Linked DNA regions of Homo sapiens: region 1 is linked to region 2. A link is a loop called in an ENCODE intact Hi-C map of the cell type or tissue named here. Cell type or tissue: K562. All regions are shown on one strand. Links, peaks and the distances in the headings refer to the core of each region. The heading gives the core; the rest is flanking DNA.

The links. A loop is a pair of places that touch in the nucleus more often than their neighbours do. Peaks named below come from ENCODE experiments on the same cell type or tissue, not always from the same donor. Only the 100,000 strongest peaks of a DNase experiment are listed, where the experiment ranks them.
Region 1: it touches region 2 in a loop (11-fold over the local background); 106 of 110 quality-filtered maps call a loop at or near these places.

The regions. Positions count from the first base shown.
Region 1 is chr19:16,178,055-16,184,439 of GRCh38, forward strand. No RefSeq gene overlaps it. Among named protein-coding and RNA genes, the nearest start is that of FAM32A, 4.2 kb to the right of the region's middle. RefSeq lists enhancers at 844-913, 4,640-5,139, 6,363-6,385. In K562, for the core only: a CTCF peak has its summit at 4,858 (motif pointing left); a DNase peak (open chromatin) is centred at 4,877.
Region 2 is chr19:16,038,750-16,045,134 of GRCh38, forward strand. It overlaps LINC00905 (long intergenic non-protein coding RNA 905), which reads left to right. Exons shown (of 5, transcript NR_024335.2): 5 at 2,690-3,386. Among named protein-coding and RNA genes, the nearest start is that of LINC00905, 8.2 kb to the left of the region's middle. In K562, for the core only: a CTCF peak has its summit at 2,950 (motif pointing right); a DNase peak (open chromatin) is centred at 2,952.

The DNA.
Region 1 (6,385 bases), core at 3,372-5,871, 140 kb after region 2:
CTAGGACTACAGGCGCCCACCACCACACCCGGCTAATTTTTTATATTTTTAGCAGAGATGGGGTTTCACCGTGTTAGCCAGGATGGTCTCGATCTCCTGACCTCGTGATCTGCATTTTTTGTATTTTTTGTAGAGATGAGGTCTCAATATGTTGCTCAAGCTGTTCTCAAACTTTTGGGCTCAAGTGATCCTCTTGCCTCAGCCTCCCAAAGTGTTTGGATTGCACACCAGGCCAGGTGTGAGTCAGCCTGGCATAGAAAATTTACACCCAGCCTGACATAGAAAAATTAATTTTGGCCAGGCGAGGTGGCTCACACCTGTAATCCCAGCATTTTGGGAGGCCAAGGTGGGTGGATCACCTGAGGTCAGGAGTTCGAGACCAACCTGGCCAACACGGAGAAACCCTGTCTCTACTAAAAATATATAAACGAGCCAGGCGTAGTGGCACATGCCTGTAATCCTAGCTACTCTGGAGGCTGAAGCAGGAGAATCACTTGAACCCAGGAGGCGGAGGTTATGGTGAGCTGAGATCGCGCCACGGCACTCCAGCCTGGGTGACAGAGTGAGACTCCGTCTCAAAAAAACCAAACCAAACCAAAACAACAACAACAACAACAAAAGACAACAAGTGTTGTCAGGGGTGTGGAGAAATTGGAACACTTACATAGTTGGTGGGAATGCAAAATGGTGTAGCTGCTATGGAAAACAGTATGAAGGTTCAAAAAAAATTAAAACTATCAGCCGGGCACAGCAGCTCACACCTGTATTCCTAGCACTTTGGGAAGCCAAGGCGGGTGGATCACTTGATCTCAGGAGTTCAAGACCAGCCTGGGAAACATGATGAAACTTTGTCTTTACAAAAAATACAAAATCTAGACAGATGTGGTGGCATGCTCTATGGTACCAGCTATTGGGAGGCTGAGGTGGGAGTATTGCTTGAGCCCAGGAGGTTGAGGCTGCAGTGAGTCATGATTGTGCCACTGTACTCCAACCTGGGCAACAGACCCTGTCTCTAAAAACAGAAGAGGAAGAAGAAGAAGGCAAATCACACATTGTGTTCTTACCACAATGTCTTAGGGGGTTTTTTGTTTGTTTTTTGAGATGAAGTTTCGCTCTTGTCGCCCAGGCTGGAGTGCAATAGCGTGATCTCAGCTCATTGCAACCTCCACCTACCGGGTTCAAGTGATTCTCCCGCCTCAGCCTCCTGAGTAGCTGAGATTACAGGCGCCCGCCACCACACTCGGCTAATTTTTATATTTTTAGTAGAGACGGGGTTTCACCATGTTGATCAGGCTGGTCTTGAACTCCTGACCTCAGGTGATCCACCCGCCTCGGCTTCCCAAAGTGCTGGGATTACAGGTGTGAGCCACCTCGCCCAGACTTTACCATTATTTTTTTGTTCCGCTTCCCAAAGTGTTGGGATTACAGGCATGAGCCACCACACCCAGCCTTTATCACAATTTTTTGTTAATGTAGTTTAAATATGCAGCTACCGTAATTACACTTTTGGGCAATTTCAAAGGAATGGAAACTTATGTTCACATAAAAATCTGTAACAGATGTTTTATCTTAATAACCCCAAACTGGAAACAACCCACATGTGAATGTTTAAGCAAATGGATACGTCCATACCATAGAAAATTACTGGAGAATAGAAAAGGTAAATATTACGACTTGGATGAACTTCTAGGGCATTATGCTGAGTGGAAAACAAACCAATCCTAGCAGGTTACATATTGTATGATTCCATTTATATCACATTCTTTTTTTTTTTTTGAGACGGAGTCTCGCTCTGTCGCCCAGGCTGGAGTGCAGTGGCGTGATCTCCGCTCACTGCAAGCTCCGCCTTCCAGGTTCACGCCATTCTCTTTCCTCAGCCTCCCGAGTAGCTGGGACTACAGGTGCCCGCCACCACGCCCGGCTAATTTTTTTGTATTTTTCTTAGTAGAGACGGGGTTTCAGCGTGTTAGCCAAGATGGTCTCGATCTCCTAACCTCGTGTTCCACCCACCTCGGCCTCCCAAAGTTCTGGGATTACAGGCGTGAGCCACCGTGCCTGGCTATATCACATTCTTAAAATGAATGACAACATCAGAGAAATAGAGAACAGATCCCTGTTTGCCAGCTGTGCAGGAATGGAGGTGAGGGGATAAGTGTGTATGGCTACAAAAGAGCAACAAGAGGAATTTTTTTTTTTAAAGACAGGGTCTCACTCTGTCGCCTAGGCTCGAGTGCAGTGGTGCCATCATAGCTCACTGCAGCCCCAAACTCCCTGGCTGAAGCAATCCTCCTGCCTCAGCCTCTTGAGTAGCTAGGACTACAAGCACCTGCCACCAAACCCAGCTAACTTTTGTATTTTGGGAGGAGACAGGGTTTCACCATGTTGCCCAGGCTGGTGTTGAACTCCTTGGCTCAAGGGATCTGCCCGCTTCAGACTCCCAAAGTGCTGGGATTACAGACGTGAACCACCATGCCTCGCCTCTGTTTATTTCTTAAAACTGCATGTGAGCCTTCAATTATTTCAAATTAAAAGTTTAATTAAAAAAATTACTTCCCCTCCATTTAAACACATTTTGTTTCACATTTTAATACCTCCAAAATCAAGATGCATCTCGAAAGTACTGTTGGAGCATTCTCATTGCCTATACATGCACACCCATTAAAAGCATCCGCTTCAAAACTCACAGAATGGAGGCAGAGGCTAGGAAGAAAATCCCCTAGGATGTGAGGAATGGGGGTGTGGAATCCCATGCGCTTAGCTACATTCCTGAAGTGGGAGCTCACTCAGCAAGCCTGACATTATTGCAAAGCTGGCTAGAAAGTCAAGCCCCACCCTCACTTAATTCCTTTACAGATTCTTTCTTTTCCCTTTTTTTTTTTTTGGAGATGGAGTCTTGCAGTCTTGCTCTGTCACTCAGGCTAGAGTACAGTAGTGTGACCTCGGCTCACTGCAACTTCCGCCTCCCAAGTTCAGGTGATTCTCCTGCCTCAGCCTCCCGAGTAGCTGGGATTACAGGCGCCTGCCACCACGCCTGGCTAATTTTTGTATTTTCAGTAGACACAGAGTTTCGCCATGTTGGCCAAGCTGTTCTTGAACTCCTGACCTCAGGGGAACCACCCGCCTCAGCATCCCAAGGTGCTGGGATTACAGGCATGAGCCACCATGCCCAGCCTCTTTCTTTTCCTAATAAACTTTTAGTTTTGAAATAATTTTAAATTTACATTAAAATTGCAAGGATGGGCTGGGCGCAGTGGCTCACACCTGTAATCCCTGAACTTTGGGAGGCAAAGGCAGGCAGATCACTTGAGGTCAGGAGTTCGAGACCAGCCTGGCCAACATGGAGAAACCCCATTTCTACTAAAAATACAAAAAATTAGCCATACGTGGTGGTATGTGCCTGTAGTCCCAGCTACTCGGGAGGCTGAGGCAGGAGAATCGCTTGAACCTGGGAGGCAGAGGTTGTAGTAAGCGAGATCGCGCTGCTGCACTCCGGCCTGGATGACAGAGCAAGACTCTGTCTCAAAAAAAAAAAAAAAAAATAGCCGGATGTGGTGGCACATGTGTGTAATCCCACCTACTGCAGGGGCTGAGGCAGGAGAATTGCCTGAACCTGGGAGGTCGAGGTTGCAGTGAGCCAAGATCGTGCCACTGCACTCCAGCCTGGGTGACAGAGTGAGACTCCATTTCAATAAACAAATTAACTAATTTAATTTAAGTGCAAGGATGATACAGACAGCTCCCATAACCCTTTTGACCTGCTTCCTCTAATGGTTTTTTTTTTTTGTTATTTATTTATTTATTTATTTTTGAGATGTAGTCTCACCGTGTCACCCACGCTGGAGTGAAATAGCAAATGGCAAAATCTCGGCTCACTGCAACCTCTGCCTCCTGGGTTCAAGCGATTCTCCTGCCTCAGCCTACCCAGTAGCTGGGGCTACAGGTGTGCGTCACTACGCCTGGCTAATTTTTGTATTTTCAGTAGAGGCGCAGTTTCATCATGTTGGCCAGGCTAGTCTCAAACTCCTGACTTCAAATGATCCACCCGCCTCGGCTCCCAAAGTGCTGGGATTACAGGTGTGAGCCACTGAGCCCGGCTCTAATGTTAACATCTTACACAACCACAGCATATTTAGCACTACTAAGAATTTAACATTGGCACGTTACTATTTCTTTTTCTTTTTTTGTAGTTTTTTTTTAATTTGTATTCAAGACTCAACATAATCATTTTCTTTTCCTTTTTTTTTTTTTTTTTTTTTTTGAGATAGGGTCTTGCTCTAGTGCCCAAGCTAGAGTGCATCAATCAAGATCCTAAATCACTGCACCCTCGAACACCTACACCCAGGCTCAAGTGATCCTCCTGCCTTAGCCTCCCGAGGAGCTGAGACCGCAGGTGTGCCCCGCCACATCCGGCTAATTTTTTTCTTTTCTTTTTTTTTTTTTTTTTTTTTTTTGAGACGGAGTCTTGCTCTGTCGCCAGGGCGGAGTGCAGTGGCACGATCTCCGCTCACTGCAACCTCCGCCTCCCGGGTTCAAGTGATTCTCCGCCTCAAGCCTCCTGAGCAGCTGGGATTACAGGCTCGCGCCACCACGCCCGGCTAATTTTTTTTATTTTTAGTAGAGACGGGGTTTCACCATGTTGGCCAAGATGGTCTCCATCTCCTGACCTCGTGAGCCGCCCGCCTCGGCCTCCCAAAGTGCTGGGATTACAGGTGTGAGCCACCGCGCCCGGCAAAAAGATCGCCTTGCTTTTGACACAAAAGTGCTGGCAGCCCCCATCCCCTGGTACCAGAAGCCCCTCTGCACAGTCTTTTCCAGGTGTGGACGGATAATTAGGCAGTGACTTGCTGCCCCCTGCAGGTAAGACTGAGAAAGGCAGCCCCTGTGCCCTCCTTTTTCTTGTGTCCGGTAGATTTGGGGACGTTTGCTTCTCTCTTCTCCACCTCCTTTGCCTTCTCCCCACTACCCCACCCCCCGCCAGCAATTAAAAAAAAAAAGCCACCCTGGCACAATTTGGACAAAATCTATGAGAAATAAAACGTGCAAACGTGCATAACCTTGGACCTAGTAATTCCATTGGTTGCAAAAGTCAGCCAAGATTTGTGGGCACGGATTGTGTTCATTCATTTATCTAGGGCAGTATTAGGGCTGTTTCTAATTTGTTGGCTATTACAAATAAATCTGCAGTGAACATTCATTTACACAATTTTATATGGGTCTATACTTTCATTTCACTTGGGTTAAAACGTAGGAATCTAATTCTTTTGTCATAGTATAAGTGAATGCTTAATCTTTTAAAGAACTGTCAGACTGATTTCTAAACTGTTTATGCCATTTTACATTCACAACAGCAGCACGTTTGAGTTCCAGTTTCAACACATCTTCACAGATACTTGGTAGGCACAGCCTTTTTAAATTTTTCCCATAATAGTTTTTTTTTTTACTAGGTTTTTGATACAGAGGGAAATAGAGAAGAAACCAAAAATTCCGATAGTCCTCTGCTGACATTAAAAAGATATATTCAAGGGCCGGGCACGGTGGCTCACGCCTGTAATCCCAGCACTTTGGGAGGCTGAGGCAGGCGGATCACCTGAGTTCAGGAGTTCGAAACCAGCCTGGACAACATGGCAAAACCCTATCTCTACTAAAAATACAAAAATTAGCGGGGCATGGTGGTGGGCGCCTGTAATCCCAGCTACTCAGGAGGCTGAAGCAGGAGAATCTCTTGAACCTGGGAGGTGGAAGTTGCAGTGAGCCAAAATCGTGCCACTGCATTCCAGCCTGGGCAACAGAGCGAGACTCTGTCTCAAAAAAAAAAAAAAAGATATATGCATGTACACATCGTATGTAAGAAAACCGCACAGTACTGAAAGGATGAAAAGAAAGAAAGAAAGGGCCAGGGGTGGTGGCTCACGCCTGTAATTCTAATGCTTCAGGAGGACTGCTTGAGGACAGGAGTTTGAGACCAACCTGGACAACACAGCAATACCCTATCTCTATTGATTTTTTTTTTTTTTTTTTTTTTTTGAGACGGAGTCTTTGTCTGTTGACCAGGCTGGAGTGCAGTGGTGCGATTTTGGCTCACTGCAACCTCCGACTCCCGGGTTCAAGCGCTTCTCCTGCCTCAGCCTACCAAGTAGCTGAGACTACAAGCGCAGGCTACTATGCCCAGCTAATTTTTGCTTTTTGTGTTTTGTTTTGTTTTGTTTTAGTAGATACAGGGTTTCGCCATGTTGGCCACGCTGGTTTCCAACACCTGACCTCACGTGAACCGCCTACCTTGGTCTCCCAAAGTGCTGATTTAAATATATATGTACTTTTTTTTTGAGATGGAGTCTCTCTCTGTCGCCCAGGCTGGAGTGCAGTGGTGTGATTTCAGCTCACTGCA
Region 2 (6,385 bases), core at 1,757-4,256:
GGGTGCTGTCCCTGGGCCAGTCCAGGTCTGTCCTGGGGAGTGGGGCTGGGGGTCTTCCTGGCATGTTCCTGGAACAGAGTCACTGTGAGGATGAACAGGATGACTGTCTGCCTGGTCAGCACAGAACGGGCACCCAGTGAGCACTCGAGGATGACCCTCCTCGGGCAGCTGCCGCCCACCCAGTAGCGACTGTCCCCAAGTCAGCAGGGAGGGAAGAGAGCAGGTCACGCTCTCCTAAGTCTGATCAAGCAGCCGTGCAGAGATGTGCCTCTCACCTAGAAAAGAGAAAAGCGTCCTTTGGGCAGAACCCACTCACACTGTGTCTCCAACTGCTCTACGACACAGAGCCGGGCAGGTACCTGGGTGTTGGGTAATGGTGACATTGTGGGCTCACGGCACCCATCACAACGGAGCCCTGCATGGGTCAGCAGGGCCCAGAGACGGCATCCTCTGCCCCTCCTGAACTGTCGACGTGTGCGTGCAATGCGTCTGTGCACTTGAGTGCAGGTGGATATGTGCGGGTGCGTGTGAGCGTGTGTCTCTCCTCCGGCCGGCCCTGGCTTCCCCAATCACGTGTGCCCCCATGTCCTCATCACTGTCACCCCAGGGCCTGTGGTCAGCATCAGAGCATCCACAGGTGCGCCCCAGCCTCTGCCTTCAGGCAGGGTGGTCCTGGGGATGCAGGCAGGGCAGGGCAGTGCCGTGGGTGAAACCCCCTCCCTCGGGAGGGACTCAGTGTATACGGTACTAAATCTGCATAGCAGGGCCATATTCAATGCACTTCTCCTCCTCCCAGTAGCTCTCTGGGGTGCAGTTGATTTCATCTCCCCTACAAATGGAAGAAAGGAGGCTTCTAGGACAAACCCCCTGCCTGAGGTCACCCAGCAGCCAGCTGACCTCGTCCTTACTAAGTCCCCACTAACCAGGCCCCCACTCACCAGGTCCCCACCCACCAGGTCCTGTTGACTAAGCCGGACTGATCGTGTTCTGTGCTGACCAAGCCCTGCAGACTGGGTCCCACTGATCAGTCCCCCCCAGTGACCAAGCCACCACTGACCCGGTCCCCCGTGACCATCTACCCACAGACAAGGGCCCATCTTCTTAAGTCAACCCATCTAAGAAAATGGGTTTGGCCCCAGACCAAAGCCATTTTCTTAAGTTCCATGGAGCTCACTAGGGTATAAAGCCAAGTGGGGAGAGGCTAAGCTTCAGAATCTGGACGTTTTCAACATTTCCAGGTATTTCCACATTCTTCACAGTGATTTCACCAATGTGCTCTCCCACCATTGAGGGTTTCTACCTGCCTCCAAAACTGCTGGTGTTGCCAGACTTTTCATTTATGTTGGGTGTTGGGTTTGAAATGCCTCATGGTGGCTTCTTGTTCCTCATGACTGGTGAGGTTGGGTGCCCTTGTATTTTAATCCTGTGCCAACTGGGCCCCCCCACCCCCACCCCCGCCACTTGCTGTCTCTGCTTCGTAAGGAGATCTTCTTGCCCGGTCAACTCCGAGGGATCACAGGTTCAGGGGTGCCCCCAAAATGAGACACTTAGTGTTTGATGAATGAATGATGATGTTGAGGCCAGGAGTGAGAGGAAGGTCAGCAGGCAGACAGGGCCCATGTGGACAGAAAGGGTTTATTCCAAGTCCAGACATGACCAATAGCGATAAAAAGGGGGAACAATTGGAGTAATCCATGGGAGAAGGAGTGAGCCTGAATTTGAAAGATGGAGAGAACTGGACGTGGAGGAGGGGAGGGAGGAAGGCAGAACAAAGGAAATAAGAAGCTGTTGACCAAAATACATATGTTGTGATTCCATGCATATGATCAAAACGTGATCGTGTAATCATGCACATTTCTCAAATTCAAATGGACAAGGTATACATAATTTTTCCCATTCCTCCCACGAAGCACAACTAAAACCCTGGGCCAGACATCATACATAAAAACATAAGACTCTGAATAAGATTCAGCCTTTAAAAACAAAGCTTGTGTTTACGTGGATGAACCCGGAAGACGTTCAGTGAAATAAGCCAGGCACAGAAAAACAAATACTTCCTGTCTCACTTGTGGAATCTAAAAAGCTGAACTCCCAAGTAGAATGGTGGCTCCAGGGACTGAGGGAGGGAGGAGGGACTGAACAGATATTGGCCAAAGGGCACAAGAGGAATTGTTCAACATGGTGACTCTAGTCAATGTATTTTATTCTTGAAAAATGCTGAGTAGTCTGGGCGCAGTGGCTCACACCTGTAATCCTAGCACGCTGGGAGACTGAGGGGGATCACTTGAGGCCAGGTGTTTGAGACCAGCCTGGGCGACATAGTGAGACCTCATCTCTTTTTTTTTTTTTTTTTTTTTCAATATAAAAAAACTGAATTGCTGAGCAAATTTTAAGTGTTCTTACCACAGAAAAAGAGATAAGCATGGAGGTATGGTCACGGGTATGTCAAGGAAATGTTAAATTAGCTTGATTTAGATATTTTACGCTGTACGCCTATGTCAAAACATGTTCTATGCATCATATTTACAACTTTGTCAAAATAAAAAGTGATTGGGAAATTGGATCAAACTAGAAAAATGTAAGACTCTGAATGATGGAGGGAAGGCAGACACAGTGGGAATTTCAGGACCCAAGGAATGACACGAAAGTCAATTCTTTGGTGTTTTGTTTTGTTTTTCGCCACATACAGCCCAGGCTTGGACCTGAAGAAGCTGGCAACCCGCGAACGCCAACAGGCACAGTCGAAAAAAGCAAAAGAAAAATCCCAAACAAAATCCTGTTCTCCCTAGCCAAAGGACCAGGAGAGGGGGCAGCCCAGCAAGACAAAACACATTTACACAATTCTGGCTAACCTCAGCCAGTCCTTGGCCGTGAGTTCGTTTTTCTGCCACCTCACTTTGGGGCTGGGCTGGTTCTCCACCCTCGCAGGGTGCGTTTCTCAATCCAGACGCTGGGGGGCGCTAGTACCTCGCGAGCTCCGCGAGGATCATTCCCGGGACGCCGCGGAGTCACCTCCCCTCCTAGGGACCCAGAGCTTCCCAGGGCCGCGCCTGTAGGTTTTCCAGAGGTCCCCGAAAACGTTAAAGACCTGGAAGGAAAAAAAAACTGTAAAACCACACACTTTGATATTTGACAACGTAAAAGCAAGGCTGCAAAATCAAAATCAATGAACGCTTGAAGGAAATGTCTACTTAGCTAGACATAGTGCCACCTGGATTCACTGTTGGCTCCAGAATCCCCCCCACGGTGTCATCACGTTGGAAAGTTTTTGTGGGTTAGATGTTCTCTGTTGGCAAGAATGCCTGTACATGCCCAAGAAGCATATGAGTTTAATGGGACCCCAATAACTTCAAAAGCAAAAAGATAACGATCCTTTCTACTTTTTTAACTTTGTGTGTGTGTGTATCAGGGTCTTGCTCTGTTGCCCAGGCTGGAGTGCAGTGGCGCAATCACAGCTCACTGCAGCCTCAAATTCCTGGACTCAAACCGTCTTCCCACTTCAGCCTCCCAAGTAGCTGCGAGGATGCACACCACCACGCCCGACTAATTTTTTTTATTTTTTTAGAGTCAGGGTCTCACTATGTTGCCAGGGCTGGTCTCAAACTCCTGGGCTCAAGTGATCCTCCTGCCTCGGCCTCCCAAAGTGCTGGGATTATAAGTGTTAGCCACCGCACCCAGCTTCTTCTTGTTTTAACAGGAAGAAATACATTCAATGTGAGTGCCTTTTAATGTTTGATATTAAACAAGTCCTCCACGAGTGCAGGTACCCAGGGATGTGCCATACAGCCCTCTGCCTTCACCTATGCTGTTCCCTTTGGCCTCCATCACCCTTCCCTTCCCACATCAGCCAATTCACCTCCCATTCATCCTTCATATTTTAGCTCAGTGTTACCACTTCAGGAAAACCTTCCCTGGTCCCAAGGGACAAGATACTGTTTGTCTTCACCTGGAACATCCTAAGGGCTCAATAACGAATGAATGAATGAATGAATGAATGAATGAATGAATGAATGAATGAACACAGGTGCATAAGCATGATAGGCTTGTCCTTGTAGGGCCTTCCCATGCCACTCAAAATACATATGACCTCATTGCAAAAATATGAATACTGGCTCACAAAGTCATCCTGCAAAATCAGGCACATTCAACAACAGCCCTGTGCTGAGCCGTGTCGGGGCAGTAGAGAAAGCTCAACCCAAAACCCTACTCTTGAGAGGCTCCTCTCTGGGGGTTGGAGCACAGAGCCAGACACAGACATCACTGGCCTGTGTGTTCAATGAAGGAAGGGAGGGAGGGAAGGAGAGAGGCCGGGATGAATGGTTGGATGGGTGGATGGATGAAGGGATGGAAGGATGAATGAGTGGATGGATGGATGGATGGATGGATGGATGGATGGATGGATGAATGGAGGAATGGAGGGATGGATGGATGAATGGGTAGATGGATGAATGGATGCAGGGAGGGATGGAGGGATGGATGGGTGGATGGATGAAGGGATGGAGGGATGAATGGGTGGAGGATAGATGAATAAACGAATGGATGGAGGGATGAAGGGATGAATGGGTAGATGGATGAATGGAGGGAGGGAGGAAAGGAGGGGTGGATGGGTGGGTGGATGGATGGATGGATGGATGGATGAATGGGTGGAGGATGGATGAATAAACGAATGGATGGAGGGATGAAGGGATGAATGGGTAGATGGATGGGTGGATGGATGGAGGAATGGAGGGAGGGATGGATGAATGGGTAGATGGATGAATGGATGGAGGGAGGGATGGAGGGATGGATGGGTGGATGGATGAAGGGATGGAGGGATGAATGGGCAGAGGATGGATGAATAAATGAGTGGATGGAGGGATGGATGATGAATGGGTAGATGGATGAATGGATGAAGGGATGAAGGGAGGGATAAAGGGATGAATGACTGGGTGGATGGATGGATGAATGAAGGAATGGAGGGATGGGTAGATGGATAAAGGGATGAAAGGAGGGATGGAGAGATGAATGGGTGAATGGATGTTTAGGGATGGGCCAGAGCAAGGGCCCGGAAATGGGGAGTAGTGACAGGAATATGTCCCATAGAAGGTGCTTGGGCTTGGTATGGAAAGCAGGGTATGAGGAATCGTCTGTAGGAACAGGGACATTCCAAGCAGAGGAAACTGCAGAGGCAAAGGCCCTGCAGCTCAAGAAAACCTGGTTTCAGGATACAGTAGGGAGTGGGAAATGACTACAGAGGAGACTGGCAAGGACAAGTGGAGCCAGGTTGTGAGGGACCCATCCACGACCCTTAACCATGAATTTTGCCCCAAGGCATGCATCAAAGTACTGGCTATTCTTAGTATCAGTATTAAGATGGTATGACACACCCAAGAGTTTATTATATGCTAATAGCTTCCCCTGTTAATTTCAGTTTGGAAAACATGTTTTATAGTGTTCACACTACTCTGGTGGTGCAATATTTAGTTTTTAAATCAATATGCCTGTACAAAACTGTTACACAATGGCCCACAACTGTAACCCCAGTGCCTTGGGAGGCCAAGGCAGGAGGATCCATTGAGACCAGGAGTTTGAGACCAGCCTGAGTAACACACATAGTGAGACCCTATCTCTACAAAAAAAAGAAAAAAAAATTTTTAATGTTGGAACATGAAAAGATGTTCAACATGATTAGCCATCAGATAAATGCAAATCAAAACCAAAATGAGGCCAGGCATGTAATCCCAGCACTTTGGGAGGTGAAGGCAGGAGGATCACTTGAGGTCAGGAGTTTGAGACCAGCCTGACCAACATGGCAAAACCCTGTCTCTACTAAAAATACAAAAATTAGTGGGGAGTGGTGGCTGATGCCTGTAATCCCAGCTACCCAGGAGGCTGAGGCAGGAGAATCCCTTGAACCCAGGAGGCGGAGGTAGTGAGCTGAGATCACGCCACTGCACTCCAGCCTGGATGACAGAGTGAGACTATCTCAAAAAAAAAAAAAAGAGAGAGAAAGACTTCACACTTCACACTCCCTGAGGTGGCTATAAGCAAAAATATAACTACAAATGTCAGCAAGTATGTGGAGAAATTGGAATCCTTGTGCATTGCTGGTGGGAATGCAAAATGGTGCAGCCACTATGGAAAATAATCTGGCAGTTTCTCAAAAAGCTAAATATAGAACTCCCACATGCCCCCGCAATTCCGCTCCTAGAGATATACCCAAAAGAACTGAAAACAGGACCGCAAATAGATATTTGTACACTGACATCATAGCAGCTCTATTCACGCTAGTCAAAAGGTAGTAACAATCCAAGTGTCCGTCCGGGACAATGGAATATTACTCAGCAATATACAGAAATAAAGTTCTGGCCAGACACAGTAGCTCATGCCCGTCATCCCAGCACTT